2 separate regions of the Mus musculus genome follow, and region 2 is linked to region 1. The links are chromatin loops, found by intact Hi-C in ENCODE. Cell type or tissue: heart. All regions are shown on one strand. Links, peaks and the distances in the headings refer to the core of each region. The heading gives the core; the rest is flanking DNA.

What was found. Hi-C counts contacts between places; a loop is a spot of excess contacts. Peaks named below come from ENCODE experiments on the same cell type or tissue, not always from the same donor. Only the 100,000 strongest peaks of a DNase experiment are listed, where the experiment ranks them.
Region 2: a loop joins it to region 1, with 2.2 times the contacts of the local background. A loop is called at or near these places in 2 of 42 quality-filtered maps.

What each region holds. Positions count from the first base shown.
Region 1 is chrX:75,023,899-75,032,242 of GRCm38, reverse strand. Gab3 (growth factor receptor bound protein 2-associated protein 3) reads left to right here. Exons shown (of 10, transcript NM_181584.4): 3 at 6,038-6,254; 4 at 6,987-7,465. Among named protein-coding and RNA genes, the nearest start is that of Gm25629, 30 kb to the right of the region's middle. In heart, for the core only: no CTCF peak of the experiment used is centred there; no DNase peak of the experiment used is centred there.
Region 2 is chrX:75,090,833-75,099,176 of GRCm38, reverse strand. It overlaps Dkc1 (dyskeratosis congenita 1, dyskerin), which reads right to left and starts at 3,323. Exons shown (of 15, transcript NM_001030307.2): 1 at 3,050-3,323; 2 at 2,276-2,343; 3 at 1,808-1,894; 4 at 624-715; 5 at 230-414. The coding sequence starts at 3,065. In heart, for the core only: no CTCF peak of the experiment used is centred there; a DNase peak (open chromatin) is centred at 3,316; H3K4me3 peaks cover 2,814 bases; H3K27ac peaks cover 1,334 bases.

The DNA of each region.
Region 1 (8,344 bases), core at 323-8,322:
ATGTGGGCTGCTACCAGAAGGTATGGCCAAGATTCAGGGTGTGCCATCTCACCTCAAATGATTCAATCATGAAAACCCTTCACAGTCATGCCCAGTCACTTAGGTTATAGTTGATTTCAGATGTAGTCAGTTTGACAACTAAGATTAGTCACCACAGAGCCCAATTATACCATATTCTGACAGAATAGGGGATTTTGAATCTGGTTTCTTTTAGCTTCTTTGTTTAGTAGACAGAAATTGTATCCCTAATCTTGGCACATACTTCAACATTTAAATAACTCTTTTGCTCTTTTTACCATCTACCAAGGAAGTATCCACATTATAACACCAGGTATCAGTGGAGAGTCAGGGTTACATCTCTAAGGCAAACATGCGTGTGTGCTTCCATTTCTTTTCATGAGCCAGTGAAGCTTATTTATGTAGTAACATTGTTGAGCTTTGAAAGCACGCAAAGAAAAGGAAATGAACAGCAAATGCTTTATCTTTGTTACAACAGATAGAACTTGCAAAGTAGCAGTATATCCATCATGCCTAGAGCCTGATGTCAAGCAAACCCAACAAACCTCCTTGATCATCTTTTCCAGTGGTATTTGTTGCTGACTCTTCACTACCCTAATTCTTACATTTAGCCAAACTTTTACACATATATTTTTCATACATCCTGTTATAATTCACTTCCTTTTTCATTTCTCATCTAGCAGTTGTACACACACACACACACACACACACACACACACACACACACACACACACCAGAGGTCCAAAAGGTACTAGAATAAAGCCTCAGGAAGAAACCAAACTTCCCCACAACTCTTTTTATTCCCTCAGTTTTTAGGAGAATATAAAGACCAAGTCTTTTTTTTTTTTTCATCTAAAATTCATGTTATAAAGGTTTTCTTGCAGTTTTCCACATGCACCACCCTCTTTTTTGCAAGGGATCGATTTCAAAATTCCAAGTAGATGCCTGAAGCCTCAAATAATATCAAAGTCTACTTTTGATGGTATATCATTTTCTCTACATACAGACACACAAATTTAATGCGTTTCCATCTTACATAAGTATTTATCATACGCTATGACAGTCATCAGAAACTTTTGTAGTTTGAAGTGGGACAGCATGATTAGTACATATTTCTTTTTCTTTCACAATTTCATGAATAGAAGACTGATTCTTTTTTTTAAATTGGATATTTTCTTTACTTTTCAAATGTTATCCCCTTTCCTGCTTTCCCCTCTGCAAATTCCCTATTCCATCCCCCCTTACCCTGCTTCTATGAGGGTGCTTCCCACCCATCTACCCACTCCTGCCTCACCACCCTAGCAGAAGGCTCATTCTTATGCTAATCTTGCAACCTTAGTATAAGATTTTTTCTTATTAGGTGAAAATATGTCACCTGTTTGTACTAACAGAAGCACTTCATGACTTTTATTTTACATAATCCAATTTCTGGGATTACTACTCTTACATATTGAGGCTATTTTTTTTAATTTATTTTTTATTAGGTATTTTCCTCATTTACATTTTCAATGCTATCCCAAAAGTCCCCCATACCCATCCCCCCAATCCCCTACCCACCCACTCCCCCTTTTTGGCCCTGGGGTTCCCCTGTACTGGGGCATATAAAGTTTGCAAGTCCAATGGGCCTCTCTTTGCAGTGATGGCTGACTAGGCCATCTTTTGGTACATATGCAGCTAGAGACAAGAGCTCCGGGGTACTGGTTAGTTCATATTGTTGTTCCACCTATAGGGTTGCAGTTCCCTTTAGCTCCTTGGGTAATTTCTCTAGCTCCTCCATTGGGGGCCGTGTGATCCATCCAATAGCTGACTGTGAGCATCCACTTCTGTGTTTGCTAGGCCCAGGCATAGTCTCACAAGAGACAGCTATATCTGGGTCCTTTCAGCAAAATCTTGCTAGTGTATGCAATGGTGTCAGCGTTTGGAAGCTGATTATGGGGTGGATCCCTGCATATGGCAATCACTAGATGGTCCATCCTTTCGTCACAGCTCCAAATTTTGTCTCTGTAACTCCTTCCATGGGTGTTTTGTTCCCATTTCTAAGAAGGGGCAAAGTGTCCACACTTTGGTCTTCATTCTTAAATTTCATGCGTTTAGCAAATTGTATCTTATTATTAAGCAAAAAAAAGTTACTAAAAAATTACTGTGGTGCTGTGACAATTAACTTGCTAACAAAGAGAGCTGCTAAATGACTGATGGACATATAGTGTAGAATGTGGATATGCTGGACAAAGAAAAGATTAAAATACCAGGCATAGTAGATGGCACAAAAGTTTATCAAACTATAAATAATACCTTACAATTTAAAACTTATGACTTCCAGGGATAGAGAGAAGGCTCAGTGGTGAAGAGTGCAAACTGCTCTGGCAGAGAACCTGTTTTTGGTTTCCATCACCCACATTAGGCAACTCATAACTTCCTGTAACTCCAGATCCAAGGAACCCAAAGCCCTTTTCTGATCTTCACAGTCACTGTGTGTATATACCCACACTCATATAACTATGTACACACACACACACACACACACACACACACACACACACACACAGAGAGAGAGAGAGAGAGAGAGAGAGAGACTAAAAATCTTTTTAAAAACATGCTACTTCCTTATTTCTGAAATTTGCCATTTCATATTTTTAGACCACGGTTGATTTCAGGTAAACAAAATCACAGAAAGGGAAAGTACAATAAGAGGGAACAGCTGTACAGTATTTGCTTCTGTCTCTGACAGCTACAGACCAGTGAACATTGTATCTTCCCTATGAATTTGTCTTATCCCATATTGGCTCTGTGGTAGATGTGCTATTGTCATCTCTATGTTATATACAGGGGACACGTGAAGAAAACAGATGTTTAGTAGAACCCAGACATGACTTCAGGAAGTTCAGGGTCACTTTGACTTAGGAACCCAGCATTGAAAACTGTGGTCAGGATGTAATATCTGAGAGAAGGTTTTTTTTTTTTAAAAATGACACACATACAAAGAAAAAAATAAAAGCAAGCTTTTTATGATCTGGAGTTCCCATTAGTTCTTAATCCTCATTAATTTTTGATCCCTGTTCTTAGACTTTGGTCAGATTAGTTTTCCTGAGAAACAGAGAGTTACTTGGCCATCAAAACACACTGTTATTTTCTTTCTCCTTATATATATAACAATTATCAACATCATTGTATTTATCTGTTCCTTATGTGACTCCTCTGGGATAGTGTAAACTCAAGTAAAGACAGGGTCTTTGTTTCAGCTACATCATCAGAGTTAGAAAGATTCCAGTCACATATATAGATGCACTAATAGAATTTCCACATAAAAATGAATATACACACAATTTATGCATATGCAATATGCTTTTTGATGCAGTGCCAAAAAAAACAAAAAAAAAAAAAACAAAAACAAAGGGGAACAGATTTATTTTGACTGATTGTTTCTGTCTATGATTGCTTGGCTCCTTTGTTTATAGGCCTATTGCTGTTAGCCTATTGTGAGGCACACGGTCATAGCTGCAAAAATATGTGCTCATCACAGTTGCTCACTTCATAGTAGCCAGAAGCAAGGAGAATGCATGCCTATACTTGTGGGCTTCTTTGTTCTCTTTTTCCTTCATCCAAGGTCCTAGTTCATTGGATGATGTACACACTTCTCTTCCCTTAATCATCTGTGAAAATTCCTATCCTCACAGAACTGTGCTTGAATAACTTTTAAGTCATTTTTCAGTTCAGCCAAGTTGATAAAATTAATCATCTTTGTCCATCTGATACCTTATTAAATTCCCTTAAATTATACTTAAACTCCAAATAGAGACAGCAACATGATTGTAATTCTACCTAACATGCTATAACTATCCTATACACAACTAAACATGCAAATTCTTTCCCCAAAGAATCAACAAATTCAGGGTTACTCAAAAATCCAAGTACAAAATCTTATCTGGAGACTAGAAGCAATCTCTTGTTTGTGAGACCCTATTAAAAAAATCAAACAATTTACATACTCCCAACATAAAATGGCACAGACTAAACATTCCAATTTCAAAATTCAGGGATGGAGGCATAAGAAAGAAGGGGTGGGACCCAAGAAAAGCCAAGACCCAGCAGGACAAGTTTTAAATCCTATAATTTCATGTCCTTTAGTTGGAGCATAGAGCACCATAATGTGAGCTCCTCAGGGTTTGGAGAGCCGTGTTCCTCCAACCTTGTTAGCTACTACAGCTCATATGGTTTACTCCCTAGGTTAGCTCCACTTGCTCCCAGTGCCTTTCTTTAGAAGACATTTTGTGGTCAGGCAATGGTGGAGCACACCTTTAATCCCAGCACTCAGGAAGCAGAGGCAGGTAAATCTCTGTGAGTTTGAGGCCAGCCTGGTCTACAAAGTGAGTTCCAGGACATCCAAAGGTAGACAAATAAATCCTATCTCAAAACAAAACAAAACAAAACAAAACAAAACAAAGCAAGTAAAGATGGTCCACATTCTTCACATTCTCCCTCCTATCTTGAGCTTCATTCACACAGCTTTATATAGTGCCCTCTCATGGACTCCTCTCAAATCATCTGATCCTAGCACACGTTGTCTGGTTGTTTCCTTTGCAATCTAGAAGGACAGCCCCAAGATTCCAAGACTCTTAGATTCAGTATCCTTGTAAAACCAGCATCTTGTGATAATGCTAGTGTCTACCACCAGTTCATGGTGGTAGCTAGTCCTTCTTGAAACATGACTGCAGCAACGTCCAAATATCTGTGTTACTAAACTTGGGTAGCTTTGTGTAAGCAAGGCATCCTATGATTAGGGTATCATGATATCACCCTCTTCTCAAAGGAGAGTCTTTCAAATGGGTTTATACTTTAACACTTTATTCTTGTAATGGCTAGGGTCATGCTGACTCTCCATGTATCATCAACACAGCTTTCCTAATTTTGGGCGCAAAGTGCTTCACATTATTAGTATTGTTGTCATTGGTACACATTTAGAGATTTGGCCCAGAGCCTTGATTTTAGTAGGCATGCACCCCATCACTGTGCTTCATACCCAGTCCATTTAACTTCTTTTTAAAAAGATTTATTTATTTATTTATTTATTTATTTATTTATTCATTTATTTTTTGCTGGAAGTTGAACTCAGGACCTCTGGAAGAGCAGTCAGGACCTCTTAACTGCTGAGCCATCTTTCCATTCCCATTTAACTTCTTTTTCATGGTACTAATCTTTTTAGAAATCATGACTTCTTTTTTGTTTGTTTTGTTTTTTGTTTTGTTTTTCAAGACAGAGTTTCTGTAACAGCCCTATCTGTTCTGGAACTTGATCTGTAGACCCAGGCAGGCCTTAAACTCATAGATCTGCCTGATTCTGCCTCCCAAGTGCTGGGATTAAAGGTATGTGTTGTTGCTGCCACCACCACCCAGAAATCATGACTTCAAAACTTTCTACCACCTCCAAATAATGCCACCAAATTATAAATTCCTTAGTAGATTAATCCATTCTTAGTGAGAGTTAACATGATCCACTCAATGATTCAATTCATTAGTCAGTGTCAAAGCCTTCCCCATATGATCCTTGGAGAGGGGGTACATCATATCCAAATCATAATATTTATATGCATGAATGCATATGTAAGTATATATAGACTTGTTATGCATAAATATGATGCCCACATATATGTATGTTTGTTGAGTAAATAAACAATACAAAGCTGCTGATGAGAACTGTTAAGCTATTGAACTGTAGTTTTTCAGCCAAGAATGCTTGGGGGGGGGTTGTTGTTATTGTTGTTTTGTGTGTGTGTGTGTGTGTGTGTGTGTGTGTGTGTGTGTGTATGTGTGTGTTGACTTTTAATTGATTCAACACTCCACCCTTGGAACATTGGTCTCCTTTTTCAGACACTGTTTATAGCTTAAGGAAGTGGTTACCTCCACTCATACAAACACCAGCTGTGATTCGCATCTCCTACTTGGGTTTTGGATGCTATTTGAAAAACTTTGAATGTTATAGCCATTCATTAAACACTTACCTGGGAAATGATTTTTCCTGCAGATTCCATGGAGAGTCTCTCTCACATGCCCTCCTCCTTCCAGCCATCTCCTGCCAGTTCACTTCATACTGTCCATGTTGCCAACTCTGCCTTACTAAAAGATGACCGAAACACTAATAGTGTAGTCACTGAGGAAACCAGACGTGAGTCAGAGTTTCTGTTCCTTCCTGATTATCTGATCCTGTCCAACTGTGAGACTGGAAGACTACACCATGCCAGGTATGCTTACTTTTGAGACTCAACTGGGCCTTCCAGCATGTTCTACTCTGTTCACAGAGCCGACATTCCCTTTTGCAAAGTCTTTGAGATGTGCTTGAAGCACATAGCCAAATACACCTGTTTAGCAAAAATAATTTCTAGTAGATGGGTCTAGTATTATCTCTTTCTTACTATTGCCAAGGACAAGGGCAGATGATTATCAATATCACTATTAAAGATGAAGTAGTATGCTAAATAAAATGAGTTATGGGTTTCAACATTGTGGCTTTCATTTCTTTCTTTTTTTAAAACAGTCTTTTTGTTTGTTTGTTTTAAGATTTATTTATTTTATGTATGTGAGTACACTGTAGCTGTCTTCAGACACACCAGAAGAGGGCATAAGATCCCATTACAGATGGTTGTGAGCCACCATATGGTTGCTGGGAATTGAACTCAGGACACCTGGAAGAGCAGAGCAGTCAGTGCTCTTAACCACTGAGCCATCCCTCCAGCCCATGGCTTTCATTTCTAACCTTGCAATTTTCATACTCATCTTGTGCTATATAGGATGAAAAAGACCTAGCAGACTTTTTGTCTGCACTAAGGAGTTGGTATAACTGTGGGTTGTAGAAAAAATAAGTCTCTACAAGTAGAACAAAAGGTGGCATATGACAACTTTTTAATAGGTACATGTGACTTTTATGTGTGGATGTCTACATAGCAATCAAATTTATTTGTTTTTTTTTCCTTCAGTCTTCCCACCAGATGTGATAGCTGGTCAAATTCAAACCACTCATTGGCACAGACTTCATTTGATGATGTTTTTCTTGATGGTCTACAGCCATTTATCTCTAATAATTTGGTCCATCCCTTGCACCATGGGAAAGTATCTCAGGATTTTCCTTCCATACGGCCCCAGGCTTCTTTAATCTGGAATAGAGAAATCAATGGCCCATCTAGGAACCTCATGTCTTCTTCACCATTGTTGGAATCTTCCTTAAACCCCACAGTTCATGTAGAAGAAAAGCAAGTTTCCTTACCCAGTGGGGTAAAAGAACTAAACATTATGTCTAACACTCCACCTCCTCGTCCCCCTAAGCCAAGTTATCTCTCTGAACAACGCCAAGATCAGCCCTTGTTGACTGGGCACAGCAGTAACAAGAAGCCAGGGTATACTATGGTACCAAGAAGAATCTCTCTCTCTGGGTTAGACCATGTGGGGTCCTGGAAAGGTAAGTGATGGGTGCTAAGGCAAAGAATTATGGGCAAAAACTATCCTTTACAACTCCTTATCACACATTGTGTCCACTAGTAACATTCTTTGTTGAAACCAGTCCAGTCTCCTAAAGAGGCTGACTGTATGGTGAGAGCACACAAAACTCTCCTGTTCCTAGGTACCTACATTTTCCTTTTGAGCCTAACCACCAGGAAAGATTCATAGATTGCTACAAATACTGTAAAGGCCTGGAGACCCTGTCTATTGTTAGTCCTTGCCCAGGTTGGAATCTGCTCATCAGAGACTGAGCTACTGACTTTTGTTTGGTGTCACCTGAGGGCCTACTTTAGCATGTATGTAGAAGGTCATATGGTTTTGCTTCAAATTGATCCCATTTTCTTCTCTGCCTTTCACCTGCATAATGATCCTGGAGATTATAGCTCATCCCATTTCTTATCAATTTTGTTAGTTTCATTGGGCATCTCAATTCACACATTCTTTTTAGATCCTGATTGGCTATATATAATTCTTACCTAGTCTCATTAATTTTGTCTACTGACATACTCTCCAATGTGAATGACTTGCAGTTTTGCATATAGTGCCATTGTCTACCACTCTTCCATTCCAGTTCTCTGACGCTTTCAAAGGCTGCTTGACAAGTATCCTCACTGACTTTTTTTTTACTTTATTTTTTTAATCAGGTATTTTTTCATTTACATTTCCAATGCTATCCCAAAACTCCCCCAGACCCTCTGCCCCCACTCCCCTACCCACCCACTCCCACTTCTTGGCCCTGGCATTCCCCCATACTGGGGCATATAAAGTTTACAAGACCAAGGGGCCTCTCTTTTCAATGATGGCCGACTAGGCCATCTTCTGATACATATGCAGCTAG
Region 2 (8,344 bases), core at 29-8,028, 67 kb before region 1:
GCATACAAGTGACCTGCCGCAGCGCTAGGAACAGGACAGTTGATTCAATATCCACATGCTTAGTGTCTCAAACTCTTAAAGAACCACCAGATTTTGGCAGAGAACAACAGAAACCAATTCACACTCGTGCTTTAAGATTTTTTCTAAAGAAATAGTTTCTAAGAGCCAAAATGTAGAAGTGAAACAAGAACAGAAACAAGTATAGCCCCCTACTCTCTCTTTTACAAACCTGCACTCTGTTGTGATTTCACCAAACGAGTGGCTCGTTCAATGCACACAATTAAACAACCAGTCACTTTGGGATCTAGTGTGCCACTGTGGCCAGTCTTCTCTACCCGAAGTATTCGTCGGATCCAGGCTACCACCTCATGGGAAGAGGGGTTAGAGGGCTTGTCAAGATTAATGAAACCGGTCCTAAAATAGAAGAAAAAAAGGTAATCACCTCCTGTTCTTGTCTAAAAAAAATAGCATGAAGACATAAAAAGAAAAGCAAATCACATATTTAGGTTATATATTCAGGACAAAGCTGTTCTAAGCTGCCACTACTACTCCCTTGAATAACAAATAAATTCAGTGAGAGCATCAGTTTCAAAAGACTTTAAGTTTGGACAGAGCATGCCTACCTGATATAGTCCCCAATCTCCCTCTTCAGAGGATTTGAACCACAAGGAAGAGGTGTATAGTGTGCTGTCCTTACATTTAGCTTATCAAAATTCTAGAAAGCAATAACATAAGTTTAATAACATATCAATAGAAGTAAAACAAGAGTCAGTAAATAACACCACCAACCACTGTAGCCCTTCAAGCCCATAAATGTATGTTGTTCCCATTATTAATGACACACTACTAAGCCTTCCTACATACTAGGGAAAACTGCAATACTAGTAACTCACGACACTTGAGAACAAACTTTGCAAGTTATCTTTTGACTTCTACACGTATGCCATGTGGAGCATGCACCCCCAACATCCCACCCACACACTGTAATCGATGAAATAAAAATTTATATTAAATTTATATTTTAAAATCTTCTTTGCTAGATGTCTTAACTTTATAGCTGGTATCCACTTTGTGAAAATTATAAATTTTAGTTCAATGGGTTACTCAATATCACTAATTAAATCCCTAAATAATAACCTATAATTTCTATGACATGCAACCGTAAACTAAGCATGCTTCATAGAATACCTCCTATAACTCCCTGCACATCATCCTAAGAGAAAATAATCATGAGCAATTAATAGATTCAGTGAGGTTAAAAGACTGGCCCATGGCTGGGGAGATGGCTCAACAGTTAAGAGTACTGACTGTTCTTCCAGAGGTCCCGAGTTCAATTCCCAGCAACCACATGGTGGCTCACAACCATCTGTAATGGGATCCAATGCCCTCCTCTTCTGGTGTGTCTGAAGACAGTTACAATATACTCACATAAAAGAAATAATTGTTAAAAAAAAAAGTGGCCTAGGATCACATATACTCTTATTTCAAAGGCGTCTGGCTTCAAAACCCCATGTTCTTAGGCACTGAAACAGTCTACAGGAGTTGATTTCAAAAGTGCAATTGTCTAAAACCTAACAGCAATTGACATTTTGGTGACATACTATATTCCATGCTACATCATTTAAAGTTTTCTAAATGTAAACTATGCTGGCAGTGAGCATTCCTTTTTTGAGACAGGGTCTCTTTATGTAAACTAGGCTTGCCTGGCCCACTGGAATAAAGAGCATGCAACACAACACCCCAGCAGTAAGCATTAACTAGAAATAATATGGAATTCAAGCATCCATCTGATACACAGAAAACATACCTTTAGTAACAAGGGCCACTGAGAAGTGTCTAATTGAGCCACTTTAGATTCTGGTTTGATAAGAAATTCTTCAGCATGTTGTATTTCCTTCAATAGAGCAGAAACATTTCTCAGCTTAATTTTGGAAGTGCATGCCTTTTAAACAAGAGGAAAGGAGGGGTGTGATTTCTGAAACCCAGGTCACTCAACTTTAGGAAGATCAAGTTGAATCCAAATATTTTAACAAAACCATGGGTCTGCTGATGGAGTAAGGCAGAGAAATTCAGGGTCAATAGCTCACCATTTAGCATGCCATGCATGTTAGAAAATTTCTCTGGGAGTTGTATGATTTCAGGTTTTTGCCCGTTCTACATAATGACCACTAAGTACTAGCATATTGATTGAGAATATTTAAAAGCACTTTCCCCCTTTAATGTGCTGTTTACTAAATTATCTCAATCAGTCGAAGCAAAGTAAATTTCTACTCACGGCAACATCATCTTCTTGTAATGGCTTCCGGTCTTTTTTCTTCTTATGCTTCTTTGGGAATGTAATTACTACAAGAAACAAACTCAATATTTGAAGATTTTGAAAACTAAAACCAAAGTTTAAAATTAACTCTAAAATCGGGACAAAGAAAACATTTTAAAGTCTGACATTACTGGAGAGAACTTACGTTTGTGAGGCCAAACACTAGGATGGCTTGGCTGGTAAATGACTCTAGCACGTGTTGGCTTCCCTTCGGGTTCTCCACGTGGCTGTGGCAAGGCCAAATATTACTTAGGGAAGCACTTGTCCACAGGCTGGAAAGTTTCACAAACGAACACTGCACTGTCCATAGGGGCTTGTGATCTCTTAAAGTTTTTCTTGTAGGTCTGAGTTACACTTGCTTCCAACTCCTCTGTTCCTTTCCTTCCTAACCCTTGCTCTGCACCTTTGCTACCCTCATTTCCATAATGTCCTGCCTAGTGCCAGCAGAAATGCTACCGCGTCTCCTTATCACGACACAGTCGCCTCCACGGCTGATGCCTTTGGGAGGGGACCCTGGTAGAATCTTTTGCACGAAGCCAGGATCTAATGAAGCCTAGTCACTGGTCACGAATGCGTGCATTCACAGGTAGAGCCAGAGCCGAGTGGTGAGACAGCCAAACTGCGAGCGGGAACACGGGGAACCGCGGGTCACGATGCAATCTCACTATAACTAGCTCCGGGTCGTGTAGGAGGCCCCACAGGTCTCATGGCACTGCCACCAGAACCTCTTACCTTCTGCATCCGCCATCTTGAACTGCACCGCGTGCGTCCCGCCCAAGCCGCCACAAACTAAGAACTGTAGACTCCTATGGTGTGAGACCCGTCCGGGCACGTCATTAGGACCCGCCCACCGTTGCACCGCCCCTAGCTTGCTGATATAAAAAAGGGACGTAGAGAAGAGGAGGAGGAGGAGGAGGACAGGACGGGGTACGGGGGCAGGAATCTCTACGAACCCGCGGACTGTCTACTCAATCCCATTGGCTGATTCGGCCACGGAGGTGTGACCGCACATGCGCCTGGAAGCTCCCCCTCACTCCTCCCCACCCCAACCCCACACTGCCAACCCTTGGCAGAGCGCCTTGGAACCTTGGCCAGGCTTCTGCAGTAACAGACTACAGCGGGTGGGCTGTACTGTACCCTCCTCCAGTCTAGCTTCAGCTTCAGCACTTGGACATCCTTCTTAGCGCGCTATAAATAGCTGGTTTTAACTCAAACAGACATTTTTTTGCTTGCTATCATGTCAGTTTCAATTGAAAAAGACATTGAGGTACACAGTGTCAAAGTGAAAGCTGTTTACTCCTTGAAATTCCTATTAAGTTATGGCTGTATTGGCCAATAGGAATTGAGTGCAAGCCTCGTGTAAACTTTTAAATTTTCTAGCAGCTACATCAAACTAAAAAGGTTGAAAGTGATTCTGGTAGTTAATTTTACATAACCCTGCGGATCTGGCATGTTATTTTAATACGGAAGCAATATGCAGCAGTGTGTAATGTTTTGCTTTTTTCTGTATGAAGTTTTTTTCCAGTGTGTTTCACACTTAACCTGTACACTTAAGTTCGAATTCCACAGCCTGGACATCAAGTGCAGAGCTCTAGTGGCTGAGATAATGTAACAGCCAGAAAGTAACAGCTCTAGGATTGAGCCCTGACTTTTGTCGGGTAGAGTCTTCTGGCTGTTAATCCGAGCTACTGCCTTTGAGATAAGATCTCTGGAATATCCTCCTTCACCCTGTTTCCTATTCTACCTCTGTAGATTCTTTTGGCTTTCTGGATTCATAACCCATATCTAGTGAATTTGATAGATCATTAGTTATCTTCATTGTAGATGGAATCATTTGCCAATAGTTTTCCAGTTAGTTGTTGCTGACAAAAAAAAAAAAAATAGTATTCTTTTTCTTCTGATCTACAATGCTAAAATCAGATTTTTTCAGTTTTTTTTTCTGTTTTTTTTTTCTTTTTTACTATGACTTACAATGGGTTTTTATGTCTTTATGGAATTCATTTTGCTAATAGTGGTAATGATCAGAATTGACTATTAACAGATAAGACCCTTAGAATTAAATGTTATTTTATAATGCTCCAGTGATAATTAATAGGGTGAGTAAATCTGAAGTACTCATTTGCCATTTGTCCAGTGCCTTCATCTTTGTCCTGTATCTCTATGCTCAAATCTTTTTGGAGAGATTTTGCTTTCGGAGAGTTCCAGAACCCGTGGATTTTTCTTCACTCTTACTTCTCTAACCATCATTATAATGTCTCTATTTCTCCAGTAGCTTCCTGAAGTCCCAACTTTTTCTACTTTCCCTAGATTGTCTTAATAAGCAGCCTGAAAGTATCATTAAACTTAGGTCCTGTTTATGCTTAAAATACTTTTTAAGGGTTGATGATAAGGTTCAACAGTGAAGTGTGAGTGAGTGAGTGAGTGAGTGAGTGAGTGAGTGATGGATGAGAGCAAAGAAAGAAAAGTTCATTCCCCTCAGACAGATTTTCTTAAGCCAAGAGTTAACCTCTGCTTTGCCCCAGGACACAATTTAAAAACCTAGAAGCTGCAGGAGAAAAAAAAATGTGTTTGAAAACAATCTTAAGAGTTTGTAAATGTGTGTCTCTGCACAGGAAAACAAAAAATCCAGTCTCTTCTCAAAGATTAGGGATTTAAGTCTCTGAAGTTTCCCTCTCCTAATTTAGGGTTGGTCAGTTTGAAGAAAGATAGAGTGGTTGATTAGCCTACTGTTTTGTAGCAAGCCCTGAACCAGCCTTGAATTTGTTGAGCTAGTTCACCAGCAGGGTCTCACAGGTGGAAGACAAAGGCTTACAGGGCTTTTGTTTTATACTGCTAGGCCTTTGTCTCAAATCAGGAGTGTGAGGAAGAAAACAAGCCATCTTGGAAATTTAACACTTTTGTTGCTAGTCATGGACCCTCATCCTATCTGTGTGCCAAGAAAAGTATCTTAACACCTGATGCTCTCTAGTTTCATCAATTTTCCTGCTAATGGCTCAATTCCATTTCATCCTTCCTTAAGGCTGAATAAAATTCTACTATATATATATATATATATATATATACATATATATATATAATCCCATATATATGGGATTAAAGGCATGTGTCACCACTGCCCAGCAATAAGCATTGATTTAAGAAAGTGTTTTAGCCTAGTTTAGTGATGAATGCCTTTAATCCAAAAGGCAGGCAGAGCTTGAGTTCAAGGCCAGACTGGTCTATAGAGCTAGTTCCAGGACAGCCAGGACTACATACAAAAATCCTGATTTGAGCGGGGCGTGGTGGCACACCCCTTTAATCCCAGCACTCGGGAGGCAGAGGCAGGCGGATTTCTGAGTTCAAGGCCAGCCTGGTCTACAAAGTGAGTTCCAGGACAGCCAGGGCTATACAGAGAAACCCTTTCTCGAAAAAAAACAAAAACCAAACAAACAAAAAAACCCAAAACCAAAAACAACAACAACAAAAAACAAACAAAAAAAGAAAACAAAACAAACTAAAACAAAAAGTATGTGTTTTGTTAGTATATTGTACTGGCTAGTACATTGTTTTATGTGTCAACTTGACACAAGCTGGAATTATCACAGAGAAAGGAGCCTCCCTTGAGGAAATGCCTCCATGAGATCCTGCTGTAAGGCATTTTCTCAATTAGTGATCAAGGGTGGGAGGACCAATTGTGGGTGGTGCCATCCCTGGGTTAGTAGTCTTTGGTTCTATAAGAAAGCAAGCTGAGCAGGCCAGTAACATCCCTCCATGGTTTCTGCATCAGCTCCTGCTTCCTGCCCTGCTTGAGTTCCAGTCCTGACTTCCTTTGGTGATGAACAGCAACATGGAAGTGTAAGCTGAATAAACCCTTTCCTCCCCAACTTGCTTTTTGGTCATGATGTCTGTGCAGGAATAGAAACTCTGACTAAGACATATATACTTTTAGATTTTGATTCCAGACTATATTTCTATACACTATTTTCACCACAATCTGGCCAGTTTCCAAAACAATATTCCCACAGTTATTTGAGAAATCATCACTGAACTTGGATGACTCCTTCTGGTACTAAATCATTTACTAGCTAGAGATGTTATCATGTATCATCACTTACTGATGCGGCAATTTCTTTTTGCTGTTAGACAAACTTCGCAGAATGCATTTACACAAGTCTACACCTAGGAAGTATAGGTTAGTTACTGTGTGGTCTCCTGATACAATCATAATATGAATAAAGTTTATAGTAAGCTTTTAATAATGTTAAAAGTGTAGTACACTTGGGAGGCAGAGGCAGGTGGATTTATGAGTTCGAGGCCAGCCTGGTCTACAGAATGAGTTCCAGGACAGCCAGGGCTACACAGAGAAACCCTGTCTCCAGAAAAAAAAAAAGAAAGAAAGAAAAAGAAAAGAAAAGAAAAAGTGTAGTACAATAAAAACATGATCCAAAAAAACCCCAAAACAAACAAGCAAACAAACAACAACAAAATACCAAACAAACAAACCAGCAAGCTGGGCAGTGGTGGTGCACACCTTTAATCCCAGCACTTGGGAGGCAGAGGCAGGTGGATTTCTGAGTTTGAGGCTAGCCTGGTCTACAGAGTGAGTTCCAAGACAGCCAGGGACAGACAGAAAAACCATCTCAACAAAACAAAACAAAACACCCAAACAAAAACAACAACAAAAAGAAACAAAACAAACAAACAAACAAACAAACGGGGGCTGGAGAGGTGGCTCAGCAGTTAAGAACATTGATTGCTCTTCCAGAGGACCTTATTTCAATTCCCAGCAACCACATGATGGCTCACAACCATCTGTAGTGGGACTCAATTCCGGTGTGTCTAAAGACAGGGACACTATACTTATATTTATAAAATAAATGAATCTTTAAAATTTATAAAAATTATAAAAAACAAGTAAAATGTAAAGCTATGGTCAGGTGTGGCAGCACAACCCTTTAATCCCAACACTTGGTAGGCAGAGACAGATGGATCTCTATGTGTTCAAATCCAACATGGTCTACAATGAGAGTTCCAGGACAACCAGGGGCTACATAGAGAAAGCTTCTCTCAAAAAAAAAAAATCACAAAACAAAACAAAACAAACAAAATCCCCAAAAACAAACAAATAGACTAATAATAAACTGGACTTGATTAAAATTTAAGCCTTTTGCTCTACAAAACACATTGTTAAGAGTACAATAAAATATGCTACAGACTGGGAGAAATATTTTCAAATTATGTACTCTGACAAAAGACTGTGAAGGGAGCCAGGCAATGGTGCGTCATGCCTATTTCTGACATGTGGGAGGCTGAGACAGGAAAATTGACATGAGTTCAAGGCTAGTATGGGCTACGTAGTGAATATCAGGCCAGCCTAGGATACAAGTAAGGATTTATTGGATCATGGTTCTTTGTTTTGTTTTGGTTTGGTTTGGTTTGGTTTTTCGAGACAGGGTTTCTCTGTGTAGCCCTGGCTGTCCTGGAACTCACTCTGTAGACCAGGCTGGCCTCAAACTCAGAATGAACTTTTTTTTTTAATTTTTAATTTTTAAAGATTTATTTATTTTACATGTCTTAGGGTTTTACTGATGTGAACAGATACCATGACCAAGGCAACGCTTATAAGGACAACATATATTTGGGGATGGTTTACAGATTCAGAGGTTCAGTCCAATATCATCAAGGTGGGAGTATGGCAGCATTCAGGCAGGCTTGGTGCAGGAGGAGCTGAGAGTTCTACATCTTCGTCTGAAGGCTGCTAGCAGAATACTGACTTCCAGGCAGCTAGGATGAGGGTCTTAAAGCTCACGCCCCAGTGACACACCCACTCCAATAAGGCCACACCCTCTAATAGTGCCACTCCCTGGGTCGAGCATATATAAACTATCACAATACATATGTGTTTTTGTGTACCACATGACTGCTCAATGCTGTCAAAAAATCAGAAGAGTGCATCAGCTCCCTTGCAACTAAAGATACAGATGATTGGTAGTTATGATGTGGGAGCTGGCAATTGAAACCTAGTCTAAATCAGCAAGTGCTAAATCA